2 separate regions of the Homo sapiens genome follow, and region 2 is linked to region 1. A link is a loop called in an ENCODE intact Hi-C map of the cell type or tissue named here. Cell type or tissue: PC-9. All regions are shown on one strand.

What was found. A loop is a pair of places that touch in the nucleus more often than their neighbours do. Peaks named below come from ENCODE experiments on the same cell type or tissue, not always from the same donor. Only the 100,000 strongest peaks of a DNase experiment are listed, where the experiment ranks them.
Region 2: it touches region 1 in a loop (4-fold over the local background); 1 of 110 quality-filtered maps calls a loop at or near these places.

The regions. Positions count from the first base shown.
Region 1 is chr2:172,877,958-172,885,957 of GRCh38, reverse strand. The region is part of intron 4 of RAPGEF4 (Rap guanine nucleotide exchange factor 4); the gene reads right to left. Among named protein-coding and RNA genes, the nearest start is that of RAPGEF4-AS1, 150 kb to the right of the region's middle. In PC-9, no CTCF peak of the experiment used is centred here; no DNase peak of the experiment used is centred here.
Region 2 is chr2:173,251,761-173,259,760 of GRCh38, reverse strand. MAP3K20 (mitogen-activated protein kinase kinase kinase 20) reads right to left here. Exons shown (of 20, transcript NM_016653.3): 17 at 946-1,062. All of the region lies in intron 2 of MAP3K20-AS1 (MAP3K20 antisense RNA 1), which reads left to right. Among named protein-coding and RNA genes, the nearest start is that of MAP3K20-AS1, 26 kb to the left of the region's middle. In PC-9, no CTCF peak of the experiment used is centred here; a DNase peak (open chromatin) is centred at 4,950.

The DNA.
Region 1 (8,000 bases):
AAGTGCAGCAGCAGCCATGGCACTCAGGGCACCGAGATGCATTAGGGATCTGGGACTCCATTCCTAGGCAAGAGGAAACCATGAAAGGTTCTGGCACTTGGTTAATTTGCATTTCTAACAGATTCAGGGTGTTGGTGGCAAGATGCCAAGCAGGGTGATATGGTTTGACTCTGTGTCCCCACCTAAATCTCATCTTGAATTGTTCTCCCATAATTCCTATGTGTTGTGGAAGGGGCCCAGTGAGAGATAATTGAATCATGGGGGCGGTTCCTCCCATACTGTTCTCGTGGTGGTGAATAAGTCTCATGAGAGCTGATAGTTTTGTAAGCGGAAACCCCTTTCATTTGGCTCTCATTTTCTCTCTTGCCGCCGCCACATAAGAAGTGCCTTTTGCCTTCTGCCATGATTATGAGGCCTTCCCAGCCACGTGGAACTGTAAGTCCAATAAAACACTTCTTTTGTAAATTGCCCAGTCTCAGGTATGTCTTTATCAGCAGCATGAAATGGACTAATACACAGGGCGACCAGCTGGGAACCTAAACCAGTAGTTCAGGGAACAATTCTGTCTTAGCTTAAGTTCCCCAGACAGACCCAGAGACCAGGTCTTGGGAGGCAATCTCAGGAGGCATAGATAAGGGAGGAGGAAAGTGAGGCAGGGAGGAGGAAAGTGAGGCAGGGGGAAGGAAAAGCCAATACCGCCATGGGCAACTGGGGCTCTGTCCTGCTGGGGACCCACTGGGGAACTGTGTGGAACACACTGTAACGCTGACCCACAGAGGGATGCAGAAGCTGGGGCATTCAGCCCTCATGGTCAAACGCACCAGGGAGCATCAGATCCCTGAAGTGTCTGTGCTGGCTTGTTGGGCTGTGAATATCCCCCAGCATTGAAGAAAACCCTCAGATGAAGTAGAGATATACTGATACTTGAAATGGGAGGCCTTCAGGGGACAGGGGGCAGTCCACTGTGGCTACTGACAAACCCAGGCATAGGCCAAGGGTATACGGAGAGGGGCAACAATAGCGTTTGCTACAAGTAATCTTTATGTTTCATCAGAAAGTAAATAAATCAAGGCAAATGCAAATGATTTTCAAGCACTGTCAGAACTTCCTAAATTTCTCCCTTTTATGATCAAAGACAAAACTCTGCTAAACTGAAGTATGTTGCATATGTATTTTTTTGGAAAAAAATAATACCATATCACAGGGACCATGTTCAAAATATCTCACAATTTAAACAGCATGGGCACAGATCATTCAGAACAGACCTTTAAAACTCTTTTGGGGCACACATGTGTGGACCAGCTGAATAACAGCCCTATCATTCTTCTCAAAATGCTCAGAGGGTATGGTAGGGATGGAACAGGTGTGGCATTAATACAAGCACAGAATTCCCACATATGAGGCAATGCTTTGGAATCTCCAGCTGGTTCAAGCACGCACTATGCTGACAAGTAGTATGAGAAGCCTGGAGGTGATCTCAGATAAGTTTCTTCAAGCAAAACTGAATCTTCTGGCAAATTCAGTACTGATGTTGCAAATGTTAGTCCAAACAGGGATAGAGGCTCCAGTGTAGGAACACTACTGACTGCAAACACAAGTTTCCTAATCAATCTACCTCCCTGCTGTAAATAGGGAATAAAACTGTTGGTTATCCAAATTACAGTCCAAGGTCAACATGAGATTAAGGACTTGTATCTGAAGGTAAAATATTTCAGACCATTTTCATGGCTTCCAACTTGAAAACACTGCTGTAGGAGAAGCCTCCCAGCAAGGAACTACCTCATACATTTTAACAGTTCACTGTTGGCTCCCTGGTCCTGGGGTGGAGGTGCAGGGGTATAGTAGAATTTAAACACTGTCATCAGAGGTCACTGTTGTAGCAAAATTGCTGTGGCAACAGTTTAGTTACCGGAAGAAGCCTAATCAATGAAGACAAAAATTGGTGTGATACCATAGCTGCTGTCCCAACTCCATGAGGCCAATTATTTCACTGACCGTAGATATAATTTCTCCCCTTCTCTCCTCCAAAATAACTTTTATATATGGTTTGTTCTTTTCACTAACCTAAATGCAAGGTAAGGAAGGACCCAATGCTCTTGCCTTCTTCCAAACCATATTTTGCATCTCATCTTCACACTGCTTGAAGTCAGATTTGGGTTGGGCTTTCTGTGGTCCCAAGGACCACACAAGTTGATTCTGTGGCTTAAGTCCTCTCCCAGACACTGCCAACTGAAGCGGGCTTCCAACCATACCCACCTTTCCTAAAAACATCTTCTAGGAGAGAAAAACATCTTCTGGGTAAAACTTCACCAGGTATTTACCTAGCAGAATTTTTAAAAATGTCAGGTCCTATTTTCCTTCCTCTATTAACGTTTGACCATGAATTGGTCTTTTCTTCAAGAGTCTTCATCAAACTCCAATATGAATGTTTTTGACCACTTGTCAGAAGTATGCTAGGGTTTGAATGTCCAAAGTTCAATTGGAGTTGGAGGCTTAATCCCCAATGCAACAGTGTTGGGAGGTGGGGCCTAATGGGAGGTGTTTAGGTCATGAGGGCTCCACCTCATGAATGGATTAATCCTGATTGTAAAAGGAGCTTGAGGCTGTGAGTTGGATCTCCTGCCCTCTCTTGCAAGCATGCTCTGTTGCTCTTCTGCCTTTTGCCATGAGATGATACAGCAAGAAGGCCCTCGATAGCCGCAAGCCCTTCCACCTTGGACTTCTCAGCCTCTAGAACTGTAAGAGAGAAATCTCTGTTCTTTATAAATTACCCAGTCTCATATATTCTGTTACAGCAGCACAAAACAGACTAAGACAAAGTCTAGCCCTAAGGTAAAATTCACTCCTTTTTTTTTTTAACACATATTAAACACGTTGCTTTAAACTGGCCTAGTCCTGTCTTCTGACCATGTTCCTGCTCATCTGCTCCCCTACTCTGACTCCATGCTTCCAAATCAGTGGATAATTGGAAATGAACAAATTTAAAATTTAATGACAAAACATGAGTAAATGCAACAATTGGACTTGAAGCAACTAAAAGCAGGAAAACAGTCTGATGCTTCAAGTAGCCAGGACTTCAGAATTCTTGGATCTAGCATGTCTTCCTAACAGCAGTTAGGATGGTGATAATGGTGATGATGATGATGATGATAATGATAATGTTTGCTAGCACCTTATGATCTGTAAAGCACTTTCACATGTTATCTCATTTGAGCTTTTTTCAACTTTACATTATAGCTAGAACAGACACTATCCTCACTTTCATCAATGAAGAAACTGAGTCTCAGAGATGAAATGACCTGCTAATGATGAAATGACAATGCTAAGTGACTCACACAGGTAAAAGTCCAGATATAAACACAGACCTTGAGTTTCTGAATTCCATATGCTTCCCTCATAACACACAGCCTCCTCCTCCTCCTATGATAGCTTCTCATAGTGCATTTTGAACTTCTTTGTGGTTTAAATTCAGCTTCCATGTCTTTTAGATTCTTGCATTTTAGTCCTGGGTGTCTCTAAAGTTCCTGTACTCCATTAAACAACAGAGTTAAACAGGCCCTGAGTGAGGCCCATTAAGTGTGTAATGAAGACAAAATTGGATCCAAACTCAAGGTCTCAACATGGTCAGCTGGCCCCAGAGGACACAGGACTGCAAAGAGGAATTCATTTCAGGCAGATACCCATTGAGGTCTAAAGAGAGGAGGAAGTAAATATGGAAGCGGGGAAACGGTATCAGATACATTTCAAATTGAGTAAAAGTTTACTAACTAATCACAAGGCATTTCATGCTGGGAACACAAGGACAGATGGTTAGTACAGAAATAATTTAATTTGAAAAAGTTAATATAAGTTTAGAAGAAAAATGTTGGATTTACTTAATTATCAACAGTCCCCTGTTAACATGAACACACCACATATATATTTTAATGCTTTCCCATCTGTATGTCTAAAAGAGCTTATTGTTAAATCTATTAGAAAAAGGGATTTCCAACTCCCAGCTCACTAAACCCCATAGGGTGGCATTTTTAAGAGCCTGTCCCCCTACCTTACTCCATCATCCCTCAGAGAGTAGCTTCACAACAGTTTTAGAAAATGTTTAAAATGAAAAGAGTCATTTAAAGGCCACTGATGAATTCTCTGATAAGGCATACCAAAGTAGTCTCTCAATACAGATCCTTAGAAGTACAATTTAAAAAACTACAAACGTGTTGGAGTAATACCATTTCTAACAACAAAATGTTAGCACTTTCACTGATATTAACAGACTATTTAAGCCTTGCTGACAACTGAGTGCCCATCTTATTTTCCTTGTTAGAGAAGATGAAACTGAGCTCACACAGCAACTAACTAGCAGATCCAAGACCTGAACCTAATGTCCTTCCCCACAGTGCAGGCTGCTTCCTTCTATCCGAGGAAGTGCTAAAACTTCTAGCTCAGTCCATGGCATTATGTTGAATTCAAGTTAAAACTGTAGAATAGAAAATAGAATAAAACTTTTTTGCATATGCTAAAACTTTGTCTGTCTTAAATACATAAAATATTGGCATTAAATAGGAAAGAATTCAACCAATGTGGAAATTATAAAAAGCATTCGCCTTATTCATTAGAGAGCTCAGTAAGAGCCTCATCAAGCCACTCTTATTTCTACACAATTATAACATACTTGGTAGTCTGATTCCCAAGAGCACAGTATATTAGAAAAAAGAAAAACAGTCAAAGAAAGTACTAAAAGCTGGCCATGGAGCTTAGTAAGAATTGAAAGTTGACCATTAATAAATGTAAGGCAGAAGAACTCAAAAATCAGAGTAGTTGGGAAGTGTGACACCTCCACACACCTCCACAAGCGTGGGCAGTATTTCTGTGTTGTGCACAGGACAATAATTACTGCTTATGACAATGTTCCTGAGTTAAAATGGAGATGCTCATTATATTGTTTCAGGAAATAGAAGCCATTTTTAAAAGATAATACACAAAGTTGGTTAAATAAGAAAAACTCAGTTTTTAAAGGGGTATTCAAAAAACTTGACCAACTAGAATGACATGTCTTGAAGGTTCTAGACAACAATCACTAAGAGTGAACAACAAATGAATTTATCTATGTGCCATTCCCACTGTTAAAGCTTTGCGTTCACTATCTCTTGAATCCTAGCAACCAGCCTGTGAGGTAGATTGACTTTGGTATCTCCATTTTACAGAGGAGGAAACTGAGGCACAAGCAGGTTAAAGAACTTGTCAAGTCACTGGCTAGTAAGTGGAAATGCCAGGATTTGAACATAAGCTATTAACTCCAAAGCCTAAACATTGAACCAACTAGCCATATAGCTAAGTTTTAATTGTACCAGTTTTTAATTATCGTGCTTCTATACATTTCCCTTATATCCAACCAAGGAAAGCCCAGGTTTTCAAAAGTTCACTTATAAGACAGTTCTTCAAAATCTAGACTTTTTATCCTTTATTCTAGTCATTTCTTGAGCATTTCCTATATACCAGGCACTGTATTGAGCTCTGGGAATACAGAAATGAATAAAGACAGAGTAAAGAAGAAGACTGACATGTAAACAATGAATTACTATGCAATGTGTACTTATAGAAGTTCAGGAAGGTGTCAGGGAGATGCAATGCTATGCCTGCTGGTTAGGAGCCTAGAGAAGCACATTTTATAGAGCGTGAGCTCTATTGAATCTAATGATAGCTGTGAGCCCTAGGCTTCCTGAGCTCCCCAGAGCGCGGAGCACTGAGTCCACCAGAGCTCTGGGGCATCAGGGAAGTGAGGTAGACAGTGGGACCTGAGCAACATTTTATGTTTAATGATGGACTCTTTGGTTCCAGTCAGCAAGTGGGCATGTGATTCCCCCACCCCTTCAGTCTGCAGGTAAGTCGCTGTCTCAGCTAGCTGTTTGTGATGGCCACCTCATTTGCAGGCTATGCAGGTATGCTTCCCGAAAAGTGTACAGAAAAAAGCCTGTCATGCTCCATTATATAAATGGACCAACCACTACCAAAATAAAAAGGAAAAGCTTTTGTTGTACCACCCACCTTTGGTTTCCTGAACAGTCTCTTTGGGAGGCAATTCAGAGTACTTTTCCCAGAAAGCTAAGTTGCAACTTTCCTATTTTTATATACGCTTAACAAATTATACAAGTAATCCATTTTTTGGAGACAGGGTCACACTCTGTCACCCAGGCTGCAGTACAGTGGTATGATCACGGCTCACTGCAGCCTTGACCTTCTAGGTTCAAGTGATCCTCCCACCTCAGCCTCTGAGTAGCTTGGACTACAGGTGCACACCACCATACCTGGCTAATTTTTTGTGTTTTTTTGTAGAGACGGGGTCTTGCCATGTTGCCCAAGCTGGTATCAAACTACTGGACTCAAGTGATCTGCTCGTCTCGGCCTCCCAAAGTAATTCATCCTTATTGTAATAGAGATGTAATAAAATATCAAAGGTCAGAAGTACGTAGAGTAAAAAATTAAAAGTCCCGCTTCGTCACTCCACCCCAATTCCTCTCTTTGCTGCACTGTCAACGGTTTGGTATATAGTATTACATGACTTTATCTGTGTATTTATGTACATATCTAAGTATATATACAAAGCTATGGCTTTAGGTTTATTTTTTAAATGAATGGAATCATAATCATATGTATTGTCCCTGCAGCTTCCTGCTTGGGCATTAGCAGTGTGTCTTGGAGATATTTCCATAACAGTATATATAGATCTCTCAGTTTTTTAAACAGCTTATAGTATTTCAAGTTAAGCATGAATTATGATTTACTTAACTAGTCCTTTACTGATGGACATTTAGAGTTTTTCCAGTAGTTGGCTATAGCAAACAATACTACCAAAAACAGGCCCTTATATAATATCTTTATGAACATGTGCAAGCATTTCCAAAGGAGAGATATCTAGACTTAGGGGTATTTGGCCAAATGGTGTGTGCATTTAAAATTTTGATAAATACTGCCTGTCAACTGCAAAATGTAACTAATATTTGCAGCCCCACCTGCAGAGTACAAGAGTACTTGTTTCCCCACAGCTTTCCCATCACTGCATATTTATTGATTACTTCCATCACTGCCAATCTGGTGAGTGAAAAAGCATATCTAATTGTCTCCATTTACGTCTTTATGACTACTAGTGATATTTACATAATTATCGACCAAAAGAAGAAATATATTCCTTTCTTTGTGAATCGCCTATACACATTGTTGCCCATTTTTTCTAGCTAGTGGACTTTCCTTGTCAATTGATAAAATATTTTGAGTTCTTTACTTTAGCAGGGAATGTAATATATAAGACTTCTCATCCAGGTGTTGTTTCTAAATCCATCTGTCTACTTTACCTGCCTTCATTCTCCAAAAGAATAAAGTTCTGATGGCTCTCAGTGAAATATGCTGTCCCTTTCCTGAGCTTCTTCCCGACAATTTTTAACAAACTTGGATGTTTTTTTAACAGGAATAACTACAGAAATAATCACACACTGCAATCTGGACAGCTGCCATCTGCCCCAAGCTGTAGTTATAGTCCTTCCTAGAAATGAACAGACTCTCCTAGAAATAAGACTGTCACAGAGAATCCTTCTGGATACAAACTCACATGGACATCAGAATATTTTGAGGTAAGGTACAAGGTTAGAATGTGAATGGGTCCATCAACAATTGGGTGAGTGGGAAAAAGATAGAAGAGAATGATTAGGGGAGGTAACCTTGTCAATAGAAAATGTGGTCAGAAGGACCTACACAGAAATGATGGAGGAAGAATAACCACAGCATCACTTCCCCCATCTCTAGTTCCACTTTACCACCTCTCTAACCTTACGCTGTTTTTCACACCAGGTGGGTGTAGAATTAATTCATTTGAAGTGCAGATTCTAATGCAAAGAGCACAACTTAAGTAATTTGTTCTAACAAATTCAAAACCTGCCTCCCACAGCAAATTAGTAATGCTGGCTGAGTCACGGAGGGGTCACAGACAAAGTTTCTTAGAGTTTATTTGCCTCTAT
Region 2 (8,000 bases), 370 kb before region 1:
ACTCCTAGATGCACAGTGGAATCCAACAATGAATATCAAATCAATCTGCTTGATGTCCACTTGCAAATTAAAAGGACTTGGTGGTTTAGCACTCTGATGTGCACTCTAATGCATGTCTTTGAAGAACCATTTTAGTTCCCTATTTGTGTTTGTATCTGGGTCCTTTGCTACACGCCCCACTTTCTTCACTGAAACCAAAGACCTGGTGAATAGTGTATTACAGTTAATGGATTATGTGAGGTTATGGTGACTATCCTGTTGACTTCATGGTTATTTACCTGAAGTTGTTGACCTTCTACAATTGAAGTCTCATATGTATTGTTCCAGTATGATTGGGACAGAATTGAATTTTTTTCCATTTTGAGGAGCAAGCTAAGCATTTCCACAAGTCTTTCTTGTTTTCATCAGCATGCTTCCATCAACATGCTTCCACCATTGACCCTGGAGTAGTAACATGTTCTCTGGCCACTCCAGGAATTCATAGGTGTGAACTTAAGGAAGCCATTAAGACTTCACTGTGTGCCTCATAATTAACCTCATCTCAGTCCTTCAGGAAATTGACCTCAACCAAGAAAGTCATTCTCCGGGAAAAGTTTTCCAAAGTTTAAATAGTCAAAATTTGAAGTAAATATTTTCATCGTTCACATTTTCCCTCCTTTAATAAATGGCAGAGTAAGCATAAAGAAATAATAGACAAAAAAATTAAAAAAAAATTAAACGATACCTTTTTGCAGTGCTTTTTAGTTCACACAGCATAAGTAGAATTTTAACAAAAACCTATTATGATCTCAGTCTGCTAAATAAAATGTGCCTTTCAACAGCCAGCTCGAGGCTGAGCTGATGTGAGCATGGACAAGCACAAAAGCACACTGCTGGGGTATTTTAATGTCTTTGTTTGATATCTGTGAATTCAAAAGAGCTTTTAAGCCGTAAATAGAACCCTACCTTTGTCATCTTTAAAATCTCCGCATCAGGTAGGTTAGTGTTGAATGTCACATCTTTTATGTAGGTTATTGCAATTTCATCCCCATCCATCTCCATATACATTTTCCACTTACAATCCTGGAATTAAAAACAAAATTACAGAATTTGAGAAAGTGAAACAATTTTTTTTTTAGTCTCAATATTTCCTAACACATAAAATATTCTAAATGAAGTATTATTGGAGTGGCTTTTTTTTTTTTCCTTTTTCAATAAAAGGACATGAAATTAGATTCCTATGTATATCTAAATAAGCCCCAGTTAGTGCAGCCTTGAGACATAATGTATCAGTGTTAAGTGTTCTATTATAGGAGTTACAAACTCAAAATCCTGAAGGGACTAGGCAGATAATAAAAAGGAGTAAAACCAGGCAGTTTCCTTATAAAGCTTTAAGTGGCAACCTTTTAAAATAGACCCATTTAATTTACATATTAAACATTGTAGGAACATTTTCTCATTGCCACAAAGAAATGTGGGTTTTCTACCTTTCTTGAAACATAAGGCCCTCTTGATCCACCTTTAATTTTCCTAGATTGATAATGATGTGGGTTCAAGAAACTCTCACTTTCCTCTTAATACGAAAGAAAACAACAGTGCAAATGTGATGATGTATGATAACGGACAACTAGGGAGTTATGGGGTGGGTGAGGGACTCTGGGAAACCAAAGAACAGTTCCCCTAAAGGCACAGCTACTTCGTGGCTTCTGTTGATTGTTCCCATGTGGAAATATGAGCCCAGTTTTGCTAGGTCCTTTAATATTTCATGAACAGCTGAGAATTAGGATCCTTATGTAAAACTCTAGATTTTTAAACGATAGTATGTTAATTAAATTTTTAATAAAATCACCATATAATGAAAAAGTGCTTTACACCATTCGTTACCAGGAAAATGCAAATTAAATCCACAATGAGGTACCACTATACACCCATCAGAATGGCTAAGACTGATAACATCAAATGTTGGCTAAGATTTAGAGTTACTGGAACTCTCATATTAATATTAATACATTGTTGGTGGGAATGTAAATGGTACAATTGCTTCAGAAAAATTTTGGTAATTTATTATAAAACCAAATATATGCCTATTCTATGACCCAGAAATTCTACTCCTAGGTATTTACCCAAGAGAAAAGAAAAAAGACTTGTCTAGATGTGTTCTTAGCAGCTTTATCATGTTGACTAGGAAACTTGAAACTAGCCAAGTGTCCATCAAAATGAGAATGGATAAACTGTGATATATGCATAGAATGGAATACTACTTAGCAATACAAAGGAAGACATTATTGATGCATGCAACAATTTGGATCAATCTCAAAAACATTATAGTGAGTGAAAGAACCACACAGAAAAAAAGAACAACCTAATGATTCCATTTATGTGATATTCTAGAACAGACAAAACTAATTAATGGTAGAAAAATTCAGAAGGGTGCTTGCTTCAGCAGATGGGGACTTACAAGGGGTATGAGGAAACTTTCTGGGGGTAGCAGTGCTCTATTGATAGAGGTTTGGGTTACATAGGTGCATGCATTGGTCAAAACTTAGTGAATATATATATTAAATCTGTGTATTTCTCTTTTTAATTAATTTTATAGTGATTATTAAAACAATTTTTTTGAGACAGGGTCTTGCTCTGTCACCCAGGCTGGAGTATGGTAGCATGATCTCTGCTCACTGCAGTCTTGACCTCCCAAGCTCCAGCGATTCTCCCACCTCAGGCTCCTAAGTAGCTGGGACCACAAGCACGTGCCATCATGCTCAGCTAATATTTTCTTATTTTTAATTTTTTGTAGAGCTAGGGTTTCACTGTGTTGTTGCTCAAGCTGGTCTCAAATTCCTGGGCTCAAGTGATCCTCCCACTTCAGCCTCCCAAAGTGCTGGGATTACAGGTGTAAGCCACTGCACCTGAACTGCATTTCTTATTCTAGCACACTGAAATATTTAGGAGGAAGTATACTGATGTCTGCAAATTAATTTAAAATGTATCAAAAAATAAAGATTGATGGATGGCTAGAGGGAGGGGTAGATGGATAAGCCAAGTATATGTGATAAGCCAAGTATAGTAAAATGTTAGTGGTTGAATGGGGGCTAGGAGGGTTCACTGTAAAATTCTTTCAACTTTGCTGTATAAATAATTTAATAATAAAAACGTTTGGGGATAAACAAAGGAAAATAAACTCATGTCTTTGTACCAAATTTGACCCCTGGACCATAAATGCACATTCTCTCTATCTGTCTGTCTGTCTGTCTATCTATCTATCTATCTATCTATCTATCTATCTATCTATCTATCTATCTATTTTTTTAAATTTCTTTTTTAGAGTTAGTGTCTCGCTATGTTGCCCAAGATGGTCTTGAACGCTTGGCCTCAAGCAGTCCTCCCACCTCAGCCTCCCAAGTAGCTGGGATAGAGGCATGAGCCACTGCTCCTGGCTCTGTGTTTTTTGAAGAATGAAGAATCCTGAGGATTAAGGCTAATGTACCAAGCACCTCACATGCTGAAAATGCCCTCATAAATAAGAGTGGACCTGGAATGTTTCCTAGAGCAAGCTCAGACATAATTCATATGGAAAGGCATCCACAAAGAGGCTGTTGAAAGCCTGTCGGCTTCAACAGGAAGCTGGGGGTGCCTGATGTTTTCGGAAAGCCTCTAGATGAATCGCAAGCCAAGCAGGGCCCATGTCTGGCCCTCTTTGGCCAGCCACATTCACAAGACGGAAAGCCGATTAGTGAAGGAAAAGGTCCGTTCAATAAAATGAAAACCTGGTTCTTGGCTAACATAAGTCAAATTAGTTTCTCAGAATTGACAAATCTCTCAGTATTTCTTTGTTTTGGAGCCACTGCCACCCAGGCAATGTGGGTCCTGAGGTAAGTGGGCAGGATAATGACTGTTTGGTGTCATGATTGCTCTTCTCTGAAATAGCAAGAACCTCCTCAAGGCAGCAGCTGGGATAAAAAGCCTTAGAAGAGATGAGTTTACTTAGTTCAGTTTCTTTTGCCTGTCAAGTTTGGGAATTAAGTTAGTCAAAAGCACAGTCAAAAGACCTTGAACTGTGTGAAAACGCCTGAACTTCCCCTGCTTCACTCTCATCTCCTAACCAGGGAGCTCTCCCATGACTTCAAGCTAGAAATCAGACCCTCCTCTGCACACCGTCAGAACGGCTCTGTGTGAAGAAGCGGCTGACAGGAGGAGAACTCAAATTTGTGGAGTGCTTACTATGCTCTAGGCATGTTGCTGGGCACTTACACCATGCTGTTTTATTGGATATCCATCAGAACCCTGAAAGTCAGGACTATTTTCCCTTTAGACGAATGAGAAAAATGAGGCTCAGAAAGATTAAAGAACTTTCCTAGGGTTTCATGACCAATACGTGGTTGACATCAGCACAAGGCTGTGTGACTCCAAAGCTGGAGGAGATACTAATGGGGACAGACAAGCGGGAGAGGTGGCAGGTGAACCTGCTGGATGATTTTGTTGAGCTCCATAAATGGGTCCAGCCATGGACAACAGGCAGGCGGAAGAAGGACCAGAGATTTCGTTGATACAACCAAGAAAGCTAGTGGCCATCATCCTCCCTGCAGCAACTGCTTCCCTGCTCCCCAAAGTCCAACTTTTGGAGAAACACTGATACAAATAATAGGGTTAGAGACCTTTTATTTTTAAATTCTCTTTTTCCCTTCTACTAAAGAAAGGCTTTTACCTGAACCATAAAAGAAGGTAGCTACAGAAGGAATAAAACTATAATCAAGGAAGTCATAAGACAAGGAGGGCATCATTCATTTCACTAAAAAGTAGGTTCTGCTTGTTACAAAGCTGGGTAAGAGAGAAAGAGAATATGCTGCAACATGCAGTGCCCATGTAAATCATTAAGTTAATTTGACAATGGCCTGACCTAACTCCAGGTAGCTTCAGGGCATCTATGATGTCATCGTTGCCTAGTTAACAAAAGTAATCCACAAATAAAGTAATGGAATTCCTTATATTCTGCTCAGTTTCAAATTAGCCTAAGGTATCCTTAATGTTTTTGCCATCTTGTGAGTCATAAATTGTCAGTGAGGATTGTCCACAACTCTGGGATTCAAATGGTTATTGAATTGGACTGGACACACTGCAGACATTGAGATGCCATGAAACCAGTACTTAACTGATCAACCCCGGAAAAGGCTATCATTACAAATAAAATGAATTAAGTCATCAATAATATCACTAAAAATAACAATTCCACAAGTTTATGAGCCTAATATAGGATTTTACTTACATATCTGCAACCTTTTCAGTACCTTGGCTGTGGCAGGGACCAGGTAATGGGCACAGTGGACTCTGATTTTTTTTTTTTTTTTTTTTTTGAGACGAAGTCTCACTCTGTTGCCCAGGCTGGAGTGCAGTGGCACAATCTTGGCTCACTGCAAGCTCCACCCCCTAGGTTCACACCATTCTCCTGCCTCAGCCTTCAGATTCAGAGTAGCTGGGACTACAGGCGCCCGCCACCACGCCCAGCTAATTTTTTGTGTTTTTTTTTTGTATTTTTAGGAGAGATGGGGTTTCACCATGTTAGCCAGGATGGTCTCGATCTCCTAACCTCATGATCCGCCTGCCTCAGCCTCCCAAAGTGCTGGGATTACAGGCGTGAGCCACTTTGCCTGGCCTAGTGGACTCTGATTTTAAAACCATTCACTTTGACCAGGGTAAGATTTTTTTTTTTTTTTTCTGACACAGGTTCTTACTCTGTCACCCGGGCTGGAGGGCAGTGGTGCAATCTCAGCTCACTGCAGCATCAATTTCCAGGGCTCAAGCGATCTTCCCACATCAGCCTCCCAGGTAGCTGGGACCACAGGCGTGTGTCACCATGCCCGGCTAATTTCGCCTTTATTCTTTGTAGAGATGAAGTCTCACTATGTTGTCCAGGCTGGTCTGGAACTCCTGGGCTCAAGTGGTCCTCCTGCCTCAGCCTCACAAATTGCTGGGATTATAGGCATGAGCAACTGCACCTGGCCCAGGTAAACTACTGATTTTAGCTTGAGGTGAGTGATAGAAATGTGGGCACTGACTTTTGAATTAGAAATATTCAAGGGTCACTTTGAATGTCTGTGAACAACTCTCAAAAGCAAACATCTCTCTATTCTGAGGTCCTATGGGAACTGCAAAGTACTCCTTTTTCAAAACCATCTCACCCTGGTAGTCTGAAATGCTCCTGTTATTCACTCCTCTTATTAAGGTGTTGATGATTCCTATTAAAATGGAAACAGTATGGAAAAAAACCATACATTAAGTCATTACTAGTGGGACATTGTGGGGCAAGGTGGGGCAAGATCACAAGTTTAAAGTTTGATTACCTGGGCCTGAATTCCAGTTTTGTCCCTTTTCCTCCCAACCATAGCCAACTTATGTAACCTTTCTGAACCTCAGCATTCTTTACTCAGAAGTGGATTGTGGTGTCATGTGAAGATTAAGATAATGTAAATGCAGTTCCCAGCATTGTGCCAGAACCGAATTAGGAGCTCAAAAAGGAATAATTATCATTATTACCAATATGGTCACCAACACAGCTCCAATTAGCTGGTTTGTCATCTGGCAGCCATAAAAGGGAATGGGACCGAGAACAAGGTAGCTTTGATGGGCAGGAAGGTGTGAAGAGTGGGCTAGAGGAGGGACCCTGCTGGAGTGGGCAGGCTGGGTCAGCGCGTCTCACTTGGGCAGGAGTCTGGGCGTGCAGGGGGCTGTGAATCATTTGGGTACCAGGGAGTGATCAGAGATGAAAAAGAGAAGATGCAGCCAAGCAGCAACATAACAATGGCCAGTTTCATGAAATGAAGCAAAGAAGGAATAAATTCGTATCTTCTTACATAGATGGATCATATAACACCAATTCTGACCTTCCCTGCTTCCACATATCCTGATTCAGCACTACTAAGAAGCAGCACCAGATGCCTGGAGGTATTGTGTATGATTGGCAGCCAGAGAGCATTATCTTGGATGAGGAAACCAAAGCACAGAGAGATGAGGTAATTTGACTGAGGTCACACAGGTAGCAAGTGGTGGGGCACAAGTGCTTGACGGGCATTTGCAGGGAGTGCTAATTACTCTTCAGCAGGAAAAGGGAACTAGCCCAGGAGCGGAGGTGGGCACTGGGAAGTGCTTTTGCTAGGATTTCGAGTAGCAAAAAGTAGTTACCCGGAACTTTCCACTAGCTAGAAAATCTGCCTCTCAATGCAAATCTACAGGAAACAAATGGAATTTTGTTGGGGCGAGGGGAATGTGTGTGTTTGACATGAATGAAAAATACAACAATTCTGGTGGGTGCCCAGAATATGCATGTTTATCTGCTGAAATACCTGGGTAATTTTAGGAGCACGTGTGTGGCTAATGGAGGATGAGAAAGCATTCTATCTGAACTGCTTCAGGATCACCAAGTGAAAAAATTTTCTGAATTAAGACTACTGGCCAACTAAAACAGAAACTCTTACACTGTGAAGATAAAATCCTAAACGACACTCAGTTGATGCTAAATTAAGTATCTCTTTGTGAGAAATCACTATTACACTCTCTGCAAGCTGTTTAAATTTTTTTAGAGTTCCAAGCTAGTACAAGTGATGCCAAACATCACAGACAAGTGATCTCCCACAAGGAAGAAAAAAGGGAATGAAGAAAATGGGGGAAGAGGTGAGGGAATAAAAAGAAATAAGATAGAGGTAAATGTTCCAAAGAGGAAAAGAGATTAAAAGGTAGCACAAAAAACTAGAGTTTAAAGTTCTGGGCAATTCACAGACAATAATCTCAATCTCTCTCTCTCTCTCTATTTTTCCCTATCAAAATTTAATTGCATGTATCAACATTATACATAAAACCATTAAACAATCAAGACCAAGATCATTCAGGATATTTCAGAAAGAAACAGACTCCCAAAATTAGCCTTTCAGGCTTTTATAGATCACCTTTACCTGATGTTACAGACATTTAAACAATTTTAAGTGTATTTTCTTATTGAGGTATAATTTGCATATAATAAAATGCACAGATTT